2 separate regions of the Homo sapiens genome follow, and region 2 is linked to region 1. Evidence: read pairs that join two places in POLR2A ChIA-PET (ENCODE). Cell type or tissue: Caco-2. All regions are shown on one strand. Each heading gives the region's core, and the rest is flanking DNA. Links, peaks and the distances in the headings are about the cores only.

The links. ChIA-PET counts read pairs that join two places held together with the same protein. Peaks named below come from ENCODE experiments on the same cell type or tissue, not always from the same donor. Only the 100,000 strongest peaks of a DNase experiment are listed, where the experiment ranks them.
Region 2: POLR2A ChIA-PET joins it to region 1 with 14 read pairs; 30 of 35 experiments call an interaction of 5 or more read pairs at or near these places.

Annotation. Positions count from the first base shown.
Region 1 is chr20:50,168,158-50,176,489 of GRCh38, forward strand. It overlaps LINC01273 (long intergenic non-protein coding RNA 1273), which reads left to right and starts at 4,413. Exons shown (of 3, transcript NR_109943.1): 1 at 4,413-4,631; 2 at 4,766-4,860; 3 at 8,124-8,332. RefSeq lists an enhancer at 4,111-4,612. In Caco-2, for the core only: a CTCF peak has its summit at 1,394 (motif pointing left); DNase peaks (open chromatin) are centred at 1,384, 2,558, 4,314 and 5,588; H3K4me3 peaks cover 1,491 bases.
Region 2 is chr20:50,097,735-50,106,066 of GRCh38, forward strand. All of the region lies in intron 5 of PEDS1-UBE2V1 (PEDS1-UBE2V1 readthrough), which reads right to left. The region is part of intron 1 of UBE2V1 (ubiquitin conjugating enzyme E2 V1); the gene reads right to left. Among named protein-coding and RNA genes, the nearest start is that of UBE2V1, 11 kb to the right of the region's middle. RefSeq lists an enhancer at 1,528-2,191. In Caco-2, for the core only: no CTCF peak of the experiment used is centred there; DNase peaks (open chromatin) are centred at 1,937, 3,747, 4,327, 6,177 and 2 weaker places.

The sequences.
Region 1 (8,332 bases), core at 95-8,094:
CCTCCACCTCCCGGGTTCAAGCGATCCACCCAGCCTCCCAAGTAGCTGGGACAACAGGCACCTGCCGCCACGCTTGGTTAATTTTTTTTTGTAGAGATGAGGTTTCACCATGTTGCCCAGGCTGGTCTTGAACTCTTGAGCTCAAGTGGTCCGCCCACCTTGGACTCCCAAAGTGCTGGGATTACAGGCATGTGCCACTGTGTCCAGCCTTGGGCAGCCATTTTGGACCATAAGATGAAAACTGCCAGTTGTCTTCAACAAAAAGAGCGCAAGATAGCAAAAGACTGGGTTCCTGACACCGTAAAGCAACTATGCAGCTCTGGATCACTTTCATTCAGATTAATATGAGAGAGGAAAACAAACTACTTTTTGACTAGGAGGCAGTTGTTATTTGAACCTTTCTTACAGCATGGAGCCTGTATCCCACCATTGTAGTTTGTCTAATGAATAAATGGATGATTGAATAACCAAAGAAGCAGTCAGATCCAGGCCCCCATACAGATTCATGCACAAAGACTCTGCCTTAGCCTAGGTGGGAGCAACGTCCAGGTGCAGTAGAAATATTCATGGCTGGAGGCTAGTTCTTTCTGACACAGGGTCTCGCTCTGTTGCCCAGGCTGGAGTGCAGTGGTGTGATCACGGCTCACTGCTGCCTTGACCTCTTGGGCTCCAGCAGTCCTCTCACCTCAGCCTCCTGAGTAGCTGGAACTACAGATGTGTGCCACCACAGCTGGAGATATATATATGTATTTTTTATAGAGACATGGTCTCACTATGTTGCCCAGGCTGATCTCAAACTCCAGGATTCAAGTGATCTGCCCACCTTGGTCTCCAAAAGTGCTAGGACTGCAGGTGTGTACCACCGTGCCTGGCTGATTTTTTTTCTGTATTTTTTTTAACGACAAGGTCTCACTCTACCAGGCTGGTCTCGAACTCTTTGGCTCAAGTGATTTGCCCACCTTGGCCTTCCAAAGTGCTGGGATTACAGGTGTAAGCCACCGCGCCTGGCCCAGAGGAGCTAGTACTACTAGTTCTAAATCTGGCCTTTCCACTAGCTAGCTGTGTGCCCCTGAGCCACCCATGTGCCCTCTCTGGGTCTCACATTTCTCAGTTGTAAACCCGGCTTAGCAAATCTTTAAATCTATGCAATTTAAAGTTATTTTTGCTCTTTTGCAATTGCATTTCTAGGAATCCATTCCCAGGGAAATTCTCACCACATAGCACATGAACACAGGTGCCAGGATGCAGCTGCACCTTCCTTTGTGGAGCAAAAACTTGGAAATATCCTTAAAAGTGATTAAGTAAATCAGAGTATGAACTGTGCTCTGGAGTGCAAGACCGCGGACTATGGCTTTCTGGATTCTCTGGTGACACCTGCTGGCACAAAGGGATACTGCAGCCCAGCTTGGTTACGTATTGGGAATTTCTAGAAGAAGAGAGGTTCGGGGCAATTGTGTGAGGGTGGTTTGGGAAGGCACAGAGCAGGGAGAGATTTGGAAGGAAGGTCAAGGCAAGGAGGTGGCCTGGGTGTGGAGGTTGCAAGCATAGACTTGGGTTCAAATTCCAGCTTCACTACTTACTAGCTGGGTGAGCCTGGGTGGATTTGGGACTTTCTCTGAGCCTCACTTTCTTCTTCTGTAAAATAAGGATTCTGGGCCAGGTGCGGTGGCTCATGCCTTTAATCCCAGAACTTTGGGAGGCTGAGGCGGGCAGATCACAAGGTCAAGAGTTCGAGACCAGCCTGGCCAACATGGTGAAACCCCATCTCTACTAAGAATACAAAAATTAGCTGGGTGTGGTGGCGTGTGCCTGTAATCCCAGCTACTCGGGAGGCTGAGGCAAGAGAATCACTTGAACCTGGGAGGCAGAGGTTGCAGTGAGCTGAGATCACGCCACTGCACTCCAGCCTGGGAGACAGAGCAAGACTCTGTCTCAAAAAAAATAAAATAAAATAAGGATCCTAAGGCCCGTGTTACAGATTATTGGTGAGGGCTGGGTGAAAGAACTAATTTATTTAATAATTTATTGAAACAACATTTCAATAAAGATGTCAGTGACTGACAATCTCATCTAGGTGCCAGGGATACAGCAGGGGATGAGGCCTGGGTCCTGCCCTCCTGGAGCTTACAGTCTAGTGCAGAGAACACAACAAACCAATAAGCATGCATGTGATATAATCTCAGGTATTATTTTTATTTATTTATTTATTTTTGAGACAGAGTCTCAGTTTGTCACCCAGGTTGGAGTGCACTGGTGCCATCTCAGTCACTGCAGCCTCCACCTCCTGGGTTCCAGTGATTCTCATGCCTTGGCCTGCCAAGTAGCTGGGACTACAGGTACACACCACCATGTCGGCTAACTTTTGTATTTTAGTAGTCGGCTAATTTTTGTATTTTAGTAGAGATGGGGTTTTTCCATGTCGCCCAGGCTAGTCTCGAACTCCTGGCCTCAAGTAATTTACCCACCTCGGCCTCCCAGTGGCGGGATTACAGGCGTGAACCACCGTATCCAGCCTAATTTCAGGTATTTATGACACTACAAACGAAAATAAAGCAGGAGGCGTGCTGGTGTGGGTGGAGGCATTGTTACAAGTGGGGTGTGTGAGGAGGGCATCTCTGAGGAGGCTTGAGCAGAGCCAGAGGAGCCGTGTCGTGTGTGTGTATGGAATGCATGAGAAATGCTAGTGGAAGAGCCTCACACATAGGAAAGGGCCAATAAATGGTGGGTCATCATCTTATTACACACAGCAGAGGGAACGAAAGGAAGAGGGATTGGAATCCGTTTCCCAGGGTCTGCGGCAGTCACAGAGAGTGACAGAAGATTCCCTGGGCTGGCAGGTGGAGCAGCAGCCCTGCTCATGGTGTGGGGGGTGGGGAGCCCTGGACCTGAGGAGACCCAGCTCTGGGTGGCCTTGGGTGAGCCACTCTCTGGGCCTCAGTTTCCTCATTTGGAAAACAGGGCCGATAATGCCCACCTTGTGAAACTGGGGGGTGTCACAGGCTGAATGATGACCTCCTCCAAATAATTATGTTGAGATTCTAACCCCCAGTACCTCAGAATGTTACTGTATTTGGAAATAAGGCCTTTAAAGGGGTAATTAAGTGGCCAGGCACAGCGGCTCACGCCTGTAATCCCAGCACTTTGGGAGGTGGAGGTGGGCAGATTACTTGAGGTCAGGAATTCGAGACCAGCCTGGCCAACATGGTGAAACCCTATCTCTAGGAAAAATACAAAAATTAGCTGGGCATGGTGGTGAACATCTGTAATCCTAGCTACCCGGCAGGCTGAGGCAGGAGAATTGCTGGAAGCCGGGAGGCGGGAGTTGCAGTGAGCCGAGATCCCGCCACTGCACTCCAGCCTGGGTCACAGAGTGAAGCTCCCTCTTGAAAAAAAAAAAAAGGTAATTAAGTAAAAATGAGGTCATTAGGGTGGACCCTAATCCAATATAATCGTTGTCTTCATAGGAAGAGGAAATGTGGACACAGACACAAACAGAGGGAGGGCCATGTGAGCCCAGAGCAAGAAGGCGGCCATCTACAAGCCCCGGAGCGAGGCTGCGGGAGAAGCCAGCCCCGCTCACACCTTGACAACAATCTCTGTTGATTAAACCACACAGTCTGCAGTCCTCTATTACGGTGAGCCCTGCCAGCTGAGATGGGGTTGACGTGGGAATACAGCTGGGCACACAGGAGGCCCTCAGTGGAGGCTGGTTTCTTTGGCCCAGTGCCACATGGAGCCCGTCCACTGGCTGAGCTGGGGGCCTGATTGTGGCCACTCAACGTCTCTGTAAAGCTCAGGGTCTGCCTTGAGATCCTGCACTTACCACGGAGTGGCCCTGCCTTGGGGACCCATCTCACCTCACTTCTGCCCTCCTTTCTGGTTCATGACTCAGCCATCCACTAACCTCCCGTGGTAGCACTGTGGCCACTCTGTAAACGACAGCACCACTGGTGTCTCATTGGGGGCCAGTCTGGAAGAGGGAGACCACCCTAGGCATTTCAGACAGAAGGGATGGAATACAGGCATTGCTTACACAGAGGACGGACGAGCCGAGATGCAGAAAGGCCAGGTGAAGCATTGGCCACAGCTGGAGGCGCTCCACCCTAGGCCAGCGGGACAGAAGGAAGCTGGGTCCGAGAAGCCAGGGCTTGGAGCCACAGTGGGGGCTGCCTGGTAGGAGTTGACCAGGGAGGGAGGGTCTGTCGGGCGGGGGCGGGGGCTCTTTGCCTTCCGATCCAAGCTCCGCCCTCTGCAGCTCTGCTCTGTGTATCCCAGAGCTGACCCTGCGGCGCCTTTCCCAGGCTCGCGTCCGGTGAGTTCCTATTGGCCAACGGGAGGCCCCGGTCGGGGAGCGCCCCGGGACAGGCCCCTGTGCCTCCCGCTTTGCGGAGTGACGCAGGCCCTGGGCTACAGCAACCTTACCAGCCCCTCCAGCTTAGAGGTGGCAGTGGCTCTCTGCGGCTGCGATTTCTTTCTCGGAGCGTCCTCCCCATCCCGTTCGGCCTCTGCCTCCACCGTCGTCTCTGTAACCCGTTCCCTGTGGGAGAGTCTCTGTTGCGGTGTTCAGGGGTTTCGGTTTTCTGGCTGAACAGTGATTAACGCGAGGGAAGGCGCTGACGGCAAGGTGGCAGGTGACCAGCCCAGCAGGCCGCCCAGCCCTTCCCTTCCTACAGACAGAAGCACTGAGGCCTGCAGAGGGGACAGGCAGGTGGGCGTGGGGGATCGGGGGCAGCCCTGGAGTCAGACAGGCCTTGTTTTGTCCCAGGAAGAACATTCCAACACAGACCACAACACCTATGGACCTGGAAAACATTGTGCTCAGTGAAAGAAGCCAGACACAGAAGGACAATGTTGTATGAGGTACCTGGGATGGGCAGATTCTGAGAGATGGAAAATAGAATAGAGATTACCTGGAGAGAGGGGGGAATTGTTGAATGAGGACAGAGTTTGTGTTGGGGATGATGGAAAAGTTTTGGATACAGAGAGTTATGACGAGTATACAGCATTGTGAATTTTTTTTCTTTTCTTTGTTTTTTGTGACAAGGTCTTATTCTGTTGCCCAGGCTGGACTGCAGTGGTGCAATCCTAGCTCACTGCAGCTTCGACCTCCCGTGCTCAAGTGATTTTCCCACCTCAGCCTCCCGAGTAGCTGGGACTACAGGTGCGTGCCACCACGCCTGGCTGATTTTTCTTGTATTTTTTTGTAGAGATGGGGGTATCGCTATGTTGCCCAGGCTGGTCTTGAACACTTGGGCTCAAGTAATTCTCCCGCCTTGGCCTCCCAAAGTGCTGGGATTACAGGTGTGAGCCACTGTGCCTAGTGTGAATGCATTTAATGCCACTGAATTGTACACTTAATAATGGTGAAAAATATAAATATTCTGTTAAATATTTTACCACAATAAAAAAATGTGTGACAGTTGTCAGAATCAAAATGGTGTCACTAATGTTTTTTTTTTTTTTTTTTTTTTTTTTTTTGAGATGGAGTCTCGCTCTGTTGCCCAGGAGGGAGTGCAGTGGTGCGATCTCGGCTCACTGCAAGCTCCGCCTCCCAGCTTCACACCATTCTCCTGCCTCAGCCTCTTGGAGTAGCTGGGACTGCAGGCACCCGCCACCACGCCCAGCTAATTTTTTGCATTTTTAGTAGAGACGGGGTTTCATCGTGGTCTCGATCTCCTGACCTCGTAATCCGCCCTCCTCAGCCTCCCAAAGTGCTGGGATTACAAACGTGAGCCACCGCGCCTGGCCTGGTGTCACTAATGTTAAGAAAACCTTCACAAATAGAGGCAGACCATGAAGAGAGGGGTCTCATTCTTATATGCCTGATAAAGAAAGACTTTAAGAACTACAACCCTTGGCGGGGTGCAGTGGCTCATGTTTGTAATCCCAGCACTTTGGGAAGCTGAGGCAGGTGGAATACCTGGGGTCATGAGTTCGAGACCAGCCTGGCCAAAATGGTGTAACACTGTCTCTATTAAAAATACAAAAAAAATTAGCCAGGCGTGGTGGCAGGCGCCTGTAATCCCAGCTACTCAGGAGACTGAGTCAGGAGAATCGCTTGAACCTGGGAGGTGAAGGTTGCAGTGAGCAGAGATAGCACCACTGCATTCCAGCCTGGGCAACAGAGTGAGACTCTGTCTCAAAAAATTAAAAAAAAAAAAAAAAAAGAAGCCGGGTGCGGTGGCTCACGCCTGTAATCCCAGCACTTTGGGAGGCCAAGGTGGATGGATCACATGAGGTTGAGAGTTTGAGACCAGCCTGACCAACATGGAGAAACCCCGCCTCTACTAAAAATACAAAATTAGCCAGGTGTGGTGGTGCATGCCTGTAATCCCAGCTACTCGGGAGGCTGAGACAGGAGAATCGCTTGAACCCGGGAGATGGAGGTTGCGATGAGCTGATAGTGTCATTGCACTCCAGCCCAGGCAACAAGAGCAAAACTCTGTCTCAAAAAAGAAAATATTTATTTTTAGAGACAAGGTCTTGCTCTGTCACCGAGGCTGGAGTGCAGTCATAGCTCACTGGAGCCTTGAAGTCCTGGGCTCAGGCAGTCCTCCTGCCTCACCTCCCAAGTATCTGAGACTACAGGCAGGCACCACTATGTCCAGTTAATTTTTAAATTTTTTCATAGAGATGGAGTCTCACTATGTTGCACAGGCTGGTCAGTCTAGACAATTTTAAATTAAATATGTAACTCACATTAACAGGTCACATTATTTATTTATTTATTTATTTATTTATTGACACAGGGTCTCGCTCTGTTGTCCAAGCTGGAGTACAGTGGCACAATTTCGGCTCACAGCAACCTCTGCCTCCCGGGTTCAAGCGATTCCCCTGTCTCCGCCTCCCGAGTAGCTGGGATTACAGGCGCCCACCACCACGCCCGGCTAATTTTTGTATTTTTAGTAGGGACAGGGTTTCACCATGTTGGCCAGGCTGGTCTTGAACTCCTGGCCTCGTGATCCACCCGCCTTGGCCTCTCAAAGTGCTGGGATTACAGGCATGAGCCACCATGCCCAACCGCAGACATCTTTTTGTTTTGTTTTTTTTTCTTTTTTTTTTTCTTTGGAGATGGTGTCTCGCTCTGTTGCCCAGGAGGGAGTGCAGTGGCATGATACCTGCTCACTATAGCCTCGAACTCCTGGATTCAAGCGATCCTCCCACCTCAGCCTCCTGAGTAGCTGGGCCTACAAATGTGCAACACCACGCCTGGCTAATTAAAAAGGTGACAGAGAGACCCTGTCTCAAAAAGCAAACAAACAAAAAACGACACATGTGCGTGTGTGTGTGTGTGTGTGTGTGTCTGTGGAGAGAGAGAGAGAGAAAGAAGGAGAATATGATACATCAAATGTAGTAAAATGAAAACATTTGGGAAATATTTGAAGTATTTGTAACTTTTCTCTAAGTCTGAAAGTATTTCAAAATTAAAAAAAAATTTAAAAGGTGAATAGTGCCAGGTGTGTTGGTGCACGCCTGAAATCCCAGCACTTTGGGAGGCCAAGGCAGGTAGATCACCTGAGGTCAGGAGTTCGAGACCAGCCTGGCCAACATGGAGAAACTCCGTGTCTACTAAAAATACAAAAATTAGCCAGGCATGGTGGTGGGCACTTGTAGTCCCAGCTACTCGGGAGGCTGAGGCACGAGAATTGCTTGAATCTAGGAGGTGGAGGTTGCAGTGAGCTGAGATTGCACCACTGCACTCCAGCCTGGGCGACAGAGCAAGACTCTGTCTCAAAAAAAAAAAAAAAAAAAAATGGTGAATAGTACCAAGCGGTGGTGGAAGATATGGGATATAAAACCCTTGGGCACAGCTGGTGTGAGTGGAGACGGGACAGCCTTTCTGTAGAGCACCTGGTACTTAGTCAAATTAGTCCCCCCATCCCCTACAACCTACTCTCAAGCCAAAGTCCCAGAGACATCCTCACACCAGCCCTAGAGGGTGCAAGGAGGTGGCAGCTCACCTTATCTGTGGTGGGGCAGGTTGGGGGTCACTTGGGTGTCTACCCCAGGGACTGGGCGGCTGAGACTGGGGACTGCTCATAGAAAGGACCGTGGATGAGCCACAGCTACAAAACCCTTCACACAAGTGTTCATGCCACAAAGTAGCCACATGTGTTTTGCAGGGACACATTCCAGCAAAAAGACACAAAGTGACAGAATGGCTGCCTTTGAGTGGGGGTGAGAAGAGGTGGATGGCAGGTACCAGAAGAGAAGGGAATAAATATATGAAGAAATACAACCCCCTCGGGCAGTGCCTGGCACAGCATAAATGCCCAGGAAAAAGAGGCCCAGTTGCTTACGTTCCCGGCGACAGGGCCGGGACCAGCGCCGG
Region 2 (8,332 bases), core at 43-8,042, 70 kb before region 1:
GTTTCAAGTTCTCTGCCTTGAATGCTGAGCTCTCAATTGGCCAGACTCTCAGAGACAAACAGGACTAACCATGTGACTGTGAAGAGAGGCTCACTGGAGGGACCCCAGATTGTGGGAGGTGTTGCCAGTATATGTATTTCCCAAAGTGTAGGACACACGCCATTAATTCAATTGGAATAAATATTTGAGTACTTAGTATACATCGGGGACTTTTCTAAGCACTGAAGAACAAGCAGTGAATAAAACAAAAATGCCTGCAGCTTACATTCTAGTAGAAGACATATAATGGACAAAAATGAATATGTAAATTATACAGTATGACAGATCCTGGTGTTCCGGAGGAGGGAGTAATACGGGAGGGGCTATACTTTTAAATGGAGGGATAAAGGAAAAGTGTTATTGCAATCAGGTGTCATAACTAAAGACCTAAAGAAGGTGAGAGGGCATGATTTATGGATAGCTGAGGAGAAAGTCTTTGAGACAGAGCAAACAAGTGCAAAGGCCCTAAAATAGAGGCTGCTTAGGGTGTCAAAGGACAGCAAGGAGGCCAATTTAGCTCAAACCAAGTGAGGAAGATGAGAGAGCAAGAGGAGATTAAGGATGCCAACTGTTACTGAGTGACATGATCTGTCTTGTTTTTAATAGGATCCCTCAGACTGCTGTGTGAGGATGAGAGTGAAGGGAGCAAGGGCAGAAGCAGCTAGGAGGCTACTGCAATAATCCTAGCAAAAGATAATACCCGTTTGGACCAGGGTGATAGCAGGAAAGTAGTGAGGAGTGGCGTAATTCTAGGCATTTCAGAGGTCTGAGCTGTGGAGATTTGCTATCAGGTTGCCTGTGAGGTGTGAGAGACAAGAGTCAACTACAGCTCCCAGGTTTTTGGTCCAAGCAACTGAAGGACAGAGTTGGTAGTGGTATGTTAGAGGACTTTCGGTGGTATGTGATTGAACACTTCGTTTTACAGTCACGTATTTATGTTTAAGAATAACTTATTTAGGGTAAGTAATATACTAACTTCCCATTTATAATAATGGTAAAAGTTTCCTTTAAAATAAATGTAAGCAAAAGAGTCAGTTGATTACAAGAAAAATATTAAATAGTACTACATATGGTATTTGAAAGGAAACAGCAAAACCTGCAAGCATACTTGAACTGCTTGTTTGGAAAACACTGGCATTTTCATCTGCACAGCAGCCAACTGGATTATTCAGCTATACTGGATTAAGTCTCCTGTAGCAAACATAAAACTGAAAGATAGTGGTGACATTATAGGCAAAAAGCCAGACAACACAACTATTGTTCAGAAAGGGTTCAATCTAAATCTTTAATAATCCTAATTAGGCTAGCGGGGGAAAAGTCACTACATTACTACTGGTTAATTTACAAGCCTGCACTAATAAAAATGAACATCAAAAGAATCATATTGATAGGAAGGCTGATGACTGAGGTACTTGTTCACAGATCGTGCTATGGGCTGGGCTGAACTGTGTTCCCCTCAAATTTATATACTTAAGTCCTAACTCCCAGTACCTCAGAATGTGACAAAACCTGCTGACACCTTGATCTTGGGCTTCTGGTCTCTAGAGCTGTGAGAAATTTGTTGTTTAAGCCCCACCCAGTCTATGGTATTTTGTTATGACAGCACTAGCAAACTCATATAGATGATAAGTGACATCTTAAGGAGCTTTATAGAGTTGGTAAGGATACAGAACAAGATGTTAACAGCTGTTATCTCTGGGTAAAAGAATTATGGATGATTCCCCCTACTTTCTCTATTTCCTGATTTTTTTACAACAATCCCATGTTATTTGCATAACAAAAAACCAATTAGGAACCATTTCAACTGCACCCCCACGCAAGGACCTACCCAGGGCCTGTGCGACTGTCATTCCTGCTGTCCAGAAGGCTCCTTCCCCTAGGAATCCATAAGCCAAGCTCCCTCAGCTTCTTTAGGGCTTTGGTTGTCCAGCACTTCATCTCAATAAGGATCAAGGGTTCTTCTCTGAGTAGGAATCTCACTTAACGGCATTCCTTAAGTGACTAACTTTTAATGGACAATGATTTTAATGTTACTAAAACTTGGTCAGCTGGGTATGGCAGCTCACACCTGTAATCCCAGCACTTTGAGAGGCCAAGACAATCGTCTGAGGCCAGGAGTTCGAGATCAGCCTGGGCAACATGGAGAAATCTCATGTCTACAAAAAAATACAAGAATTAGCTGGGCATGGTGGTGCCCACCTGTAGTCCTAGTTACTCAGGAGGCTGAGAGGGGAGGGTCACTTGAGCCAGGAAGGCGGAGGTTGCAGTGAGGCGAGACTGCACCACTGCACTCCAGCCTGGGCGACAGAGTGAGACCCTGTCTCAAAAACCAAAAATAAACAAAAAATAATAAATAAATTAGCTGGGTGTGGTGGTGCACACCTGTAGTCCCAGCTGCTTAGGAGGCTGAGACAGGAGGACTGCTTGAGCCTGGAAGGTCAAGTCTGTAGTGAGCTATGATCACGCCACTGCATTCCAGCCTGGGCAACAGAGCAAGAACCTGTCTCTATTTAAAAAAAAAAAAAAAAAAAAGACGGGGCGCGGTGGCTCACACCTGTAATTCCAGCACTTTGGGAGGCCGAGGTGGGTGGATCATGAGGTCAAGAGTTCAAGATCAGCCTGGCTAGTATGATGAAACTCCGTCTCTACTAAAAATACAAAATTAGCCGGGCGTGGTGGTGTGCACCTGTAGTCCCAGCTACTCGGGAGGCTGAGGCAGAAAAATTGCTTGAACCCTGGAGGCAGAGGTTGCAGTGAGCTGAGGTTGCACCACTGCACTCCAGCCTGAGTGACAGAGCAAGACTCCATCTCCAAAAAAAAAAAAGTGTTAAGACTGTCAAATAAATGGCAAAGTATAACAGCTTCTACAGTTAAGCCCTTCATTACTGAATGGAAGCTGTATTACACAAGTGACCTCTATTTTGAGTTGCTCTTTTTGGCAAGACAAAAAAATGTGTTAGTTTCTTATGTCAGGTATTTAAATGTCAGCTGGACTATTTATAGTAGGACTATTCCTCTTGCAAACTTAAGCAAAGAACTTCTCTATGGCTGAAAGGTTACCTTTTCACCTAACAATCAGATCTGATTAGGAAATCCTAACATTCAAATATCACAAGCTTGTTGCTATTAGTTTCAAAACAGTGAATTCAAGTTATAATTTTCTGATATTTAATTTTTACTTGTGAAGTAGGGCAAAATATATTAGTAATTAATCCTATACTTCCAACATACATTTCTACTGGATTAGATATTCGATTACTTAAAAACAAGTGTGCAAAGCCCACACATACAACTGAACCAAAGAAATAAGTCAGGTCAATTTATTTTAGGCTAGGATTTGGAACAGGAATTGAGACCCACAGAGGGAAAGGTCAGCTTTCTTTTGTTCCTGCATTATAGGACAATTTGATTCTGACTCAAGTTGTAAAGCCAGCACCAGAAACAGTTTAATAAATGAAAAACTTTGGACTGGCCAATATCTATCTGTATTGCAACTAGGAGTTGTGATATACATATAAATATCTATAACTGCTATCTACTGAACAATTACAATAAACATTTATTTCATTTGAACAGCAGTTCTCAAACCTTTTGCTCTCAAGAATGCTTTATACTCTCAAAATCATTGAAGACCTCAAAGAACTTTTTTTTTTTTTTTTTTTGAGACAAAGTCTCGCTCTTGTTCCCTAGGCTGGAGTGCAATGACGCAATCTCAGCTCACTGCAACCTCTGCCTCCTAGGTTCAAGCAATTCTCATGATGTTTAATGTGTATAGAACTGGACTTCACATTTATAAGCAAAAAAAAAAAAAAAAAAAAAAAAATTTTACACATTTCAGGACCACAGTGAAAAAAAGTTTGCTTGGCTTTTTACCTGCTTGTCAAAATTTCCCTATACATAAATTATCAGTAACATATAGGCACACACACCTTCTCTCAGTGTGATAGTTATCCAATACCTATCCAGCACTTTGCTAGACAATCTAGGGGCTATGAACAAAATAAAAACTGGGGTCTCCCTAACACAGTCTAAGGTGTCAGTGTGGAAACAAGATATACACAAAGGGCAATGAAATAAAACCATATCAAAGCACGAGAAACAGAACCTACCAGAGGACACTGTTACTTAGCCTTTGAGGGCTCACAGCCTTCTCTGAAATCTGACAAAAGATGAAGAGGTTGGAGCCATGTTACTACTGGACTTTACCTTAAGGGTAATCGGGGGGAGCTGCAAAAGGCTCAGAGTAGGGCAAGAGATAAGGCATATCCAAGTCTCCTAGGTAATGATCAGCTTTGGGGTGTGCTACTGCTAACGTCTCAGGATATAGAGCCAGAAGCATTTGCCTAGAGCAAACACTGTGACCGAACATGTGGCATCAAACTTCTTATAGGCCTGCGTGATGGGAAGTAGAAGAGATGTAGAAGATAGGGTAATTAATTCAACAGCTCATATTCATTTGCATGACTGTGGTGGTAGTTCAAAAAACAACAACAACAAAAAACAAAAAAACTGGCCTGTACCCAGTACTTCAGATAAATACCTGTTGAAAATTTTTTAAATCGAGTAAAAAAGGACAAAAGGTCTGCAAACCTCATTTTCTAAAAAACAAACACAAAAGCAACCTTGTATGCATCCTTGCATGTTCATTGTACTCTCACCAATGATCTTGGGGTGTCATGACCCAGAATCACTAACGTAAGGATACCTGGTCTACCACTCTGTTTTTAAAAGACAGGTCAGAGTAATGGATATATTACCTCCCACATGCGCTACCATGCCTGACTAATTTTGTATTTTTAGTAGAGACGGGGTTTTTCCATGTTGGTCAGGCTGGTCTCGAACTCCCGACCTCAGGTGATCCGCTGGCCTCAGCTTCCCAAAGTGCTGGGATTACAGGTGTGAGCCACCGTGCTCGGCCGACGATCCTCTTAAAGGTAAACTAGGTGCCCTCGCTCTCCTACCAGAAGCCTACTCTTGGCCTCCCGTTGCACCCGCAATCCACCCAAACTTGTCACCTGGCCGAGAGAGCCCCACCTGCTTCGCCAACATCATTTTGTGCCACTCTGCCTTGCTCCCCCATCCTCCTCCAGCTACACCAGTCCTTCTCTAAGTTTCTGAAGAGGCATCCTTACATCCCGCCTTTGTATTTGTGAGTCCCTCACCCTGGAATTCTCTGTCCCAGAGCTGTGAATGGCTGACTGGTTCCCTTGTCCTCAACCAAGGGTCTAACTGTCCATTCCCTTATCTTGCCTTATTTTTCTTCATAGTACTCATTGCCACTCGACATTGTAAATATATTCATTTTCACTTTATTGGTTGTTTCTTGTCTGTCTCCCATCTGAACATAAGCTCCATGAGAGTAAAACTTCATCTGTTTTGTTCACTGCTGAATCTCCAATGTGTCAGGGTGTTTTGCCCTCTAGAGTAAGCACCCAAATACTTATTGAAAGAATTAATGAATGACTAGGTATTAGCTAGGAACAGTATTTCAGAATGAACAACGCTCAATGTCACAAAATTCTAATCTGGTTTATTTTTGAAAATACAAGAGAGAAACATTCACAGCACCATTATCTGGGAGTCTAACATTATAAGGATTATTAAAGGGGCTTAGTATGAATTTTAAAGCCTAAGAACAGTTATATATTAAGAGGCAGAGTCCCACTCTGTTACCCAGGCTGGAGTGCAGTGGTGTGATTTTGGCTCGCTGCAACCTCGGTCTCCTGTGTTGAAGTGTTTCTTGCACCTCAGCCTCCCAAGTAGCTGGGATTACAGGCGCCTGCCACCACGCCCAGCTAATTTTTGCATTTTCAGTAGAGACGGGGTTTTACCATGTTGGCTAGGCTGGTCTCAAACTCCTGGCCTCAAGTGATCTGCCCGCCTTGGCCTCCCAAGGTGCTGGGATTACAGGCATCAGCCATTGCACCCGGCCTGACTATAATAATTTTAAAAGCTATAAAGCTTAATTAGAAGCCAGGCAGTCAGGAGAGGCCCTCTCAGAGACCCCGGTCCCGGTCCCAAACACCTTTACTTCCACACAGGCATGTGTGGTATGTTTTCTTTACATTTGATTTTCTTCCTTTTTTATTGTCTGACTCACTCTCTAAGTTTCTCAAGTCAGAGCTGTGACTCATTCAATCCCGCCTCCCCAGAATCTGGTATGCTGTCTGGCATATAATGATACTCAATATCAATAAATGTTTGCTGGTTGAAGAAATGGCAGTATCAGGCCAGGCGTGGTGGCTCATGCCTGTAATCCCAGCACTTTGGAAGGCTGAGACAGGCGGATCACGAGGTCAGGAGATCGAGATCATCCTGGCCAACGTGGTGAAACCCTGTCTCTACTAAAAATACAAAAATTAGCTGGGCGTGGTGGTGCGCGCCTGTAATCCCAGCTACTCGAGAGGCTGAGGCAGGAGAATTGCTTGAACCTGGGAGGCGGAGGTTACAGTGAGCCGAGATCGCGCCACGGCACTCCAGCCTGGCAATAGGGCCAGACTCCGTCTCAAAAAAAAAAAAAAAAAAGGCAGTATTTCCTATTGTAAACTCTAATCTACTGGGTCCAAAATATTGGACACTGTTGCCATATAATTAACATACCTGGCTGGGCGCGGTGGCTCACGCCTATAATCCCAGCACTTTGGGAGGCCGAGGCGGGCGGATCACGAGGTCAGGAGATCGAGACCATCCTGGCTAACACGGTGAAACCCCGTCTCTACTAAAAATACAAAAAATTAGCCGGGCAAGGTGGCGGCTGCCTGTAGTCCCAGCTACTCGGGAGGCTGAGGCAAGAGAATGGCGTGAACCCCAGGGGGCGGAGCCTGCAGTGAGCCGAGATTGCGCCACTGCACTCCAGCCAGGGCGACAGTGAGACTCTGGCACAAAAAAAAAAAAAAAAAAAAAATTAACATACCTAAGGTTTTTTATTTTGAGATAAGTAAAATTTGGTAACCATTTCTAATTTATTTTTAGAGATGGAGTCTCACTCTGTCACCCAGGCTGGAGTGCAATGGCGCAATCTCGGCTCACTTCAACCTTCACCTTCTGGGTTCAAGCGATTCTCCCGCCTCAGCCTCCCGAGTGGCTGGGATTACAGGCACGCGCCACGACACCCAGTTAATTCTCATATGTTTAGTAGAGACGGGGTTTCACCATGTTGGCCAGGCTGGTCTCAGACTCCTGACCTCAAGTGATCCACCTGCCTCAGCCTCCCAAAGTGCTGGGATTACAGGCATGAGCCACCACACCCAGCCTAGTTTTATTTTTAATAAATGAGAATTTTAGGAAAACTTACCATTTTTTTTAAAATAAGGGAAAACTGGTTTCTCACCCAAATCACATAAGTCAAAGAATTCTTCACTATAAAATGAACTTTGTTTCATAAAGTATGTATGAAAGCAAGTTACTAATATTTCAAACCATTTAAAAACTGCATACAAAGTTACATCAATATTTTCTACAAAACAAAAGAGCATTTAATTCCAAATGGCCTAATCACACCCTAGTTATAGAATTCAGGGTCTACTCCAGGGACATAAGTCCAAATATGGTTGGAATTCAGAGATCCTGCAGACTTCAGGATGTATCAGTGACAAGCGAAAAGCTCATCCTATCCTAAATAGAGTTTAAATTCAAAATCACGGTACATTAAACAAAACATTTTAGTGAATATATTAAAAAATTAAACGTACATATGCCAAAGAACAGAAGCACAACAGATGAGAAAACCCAAGAATACTCTAACATATGTTTTGGTCCTCTAGCACTTTAATCAATTGAATCAACATAAAATTTTAGGATTCCCAATATTTCTGTGTGAATCTGACACCAAAAAGGCAGCTGGAGAAACAGCATCAAGTGACAATATGGAAGACATAAAAATGGACTCTTACAGGCCAGGCGCAGTGGCTCACACCTGTAATCTCAGTACTTTGAGAGGCCGAGGTGGGAGTTTGAGACCAGCCTGGCCAACATGGTGAAACCCCATCTCTATTAAAAATACAAAAATTAGCCAGTTGTGGTGGCACATGCCTGCAATCCCAGCTAATTGGGAGGCTGAGGCATGACAATCACTTGAACCCGGGAGGTGGAGGTTTCAGTGAGCTGCGATCATGCCACTGCAGCCCAGCCTGGGCAACAGAGACTCGTCAAAAAAAACAAAAAACAAAAAAACAAAAAAACAAAAAACAAACAAACAAAAGGACTCTTATAATCTTGCAAAACCAAGAGAACTACAGGCTCTATAATAGCTAGGAAGTACACTAGGAAAATCTATAGCTAATGATAAGTATAA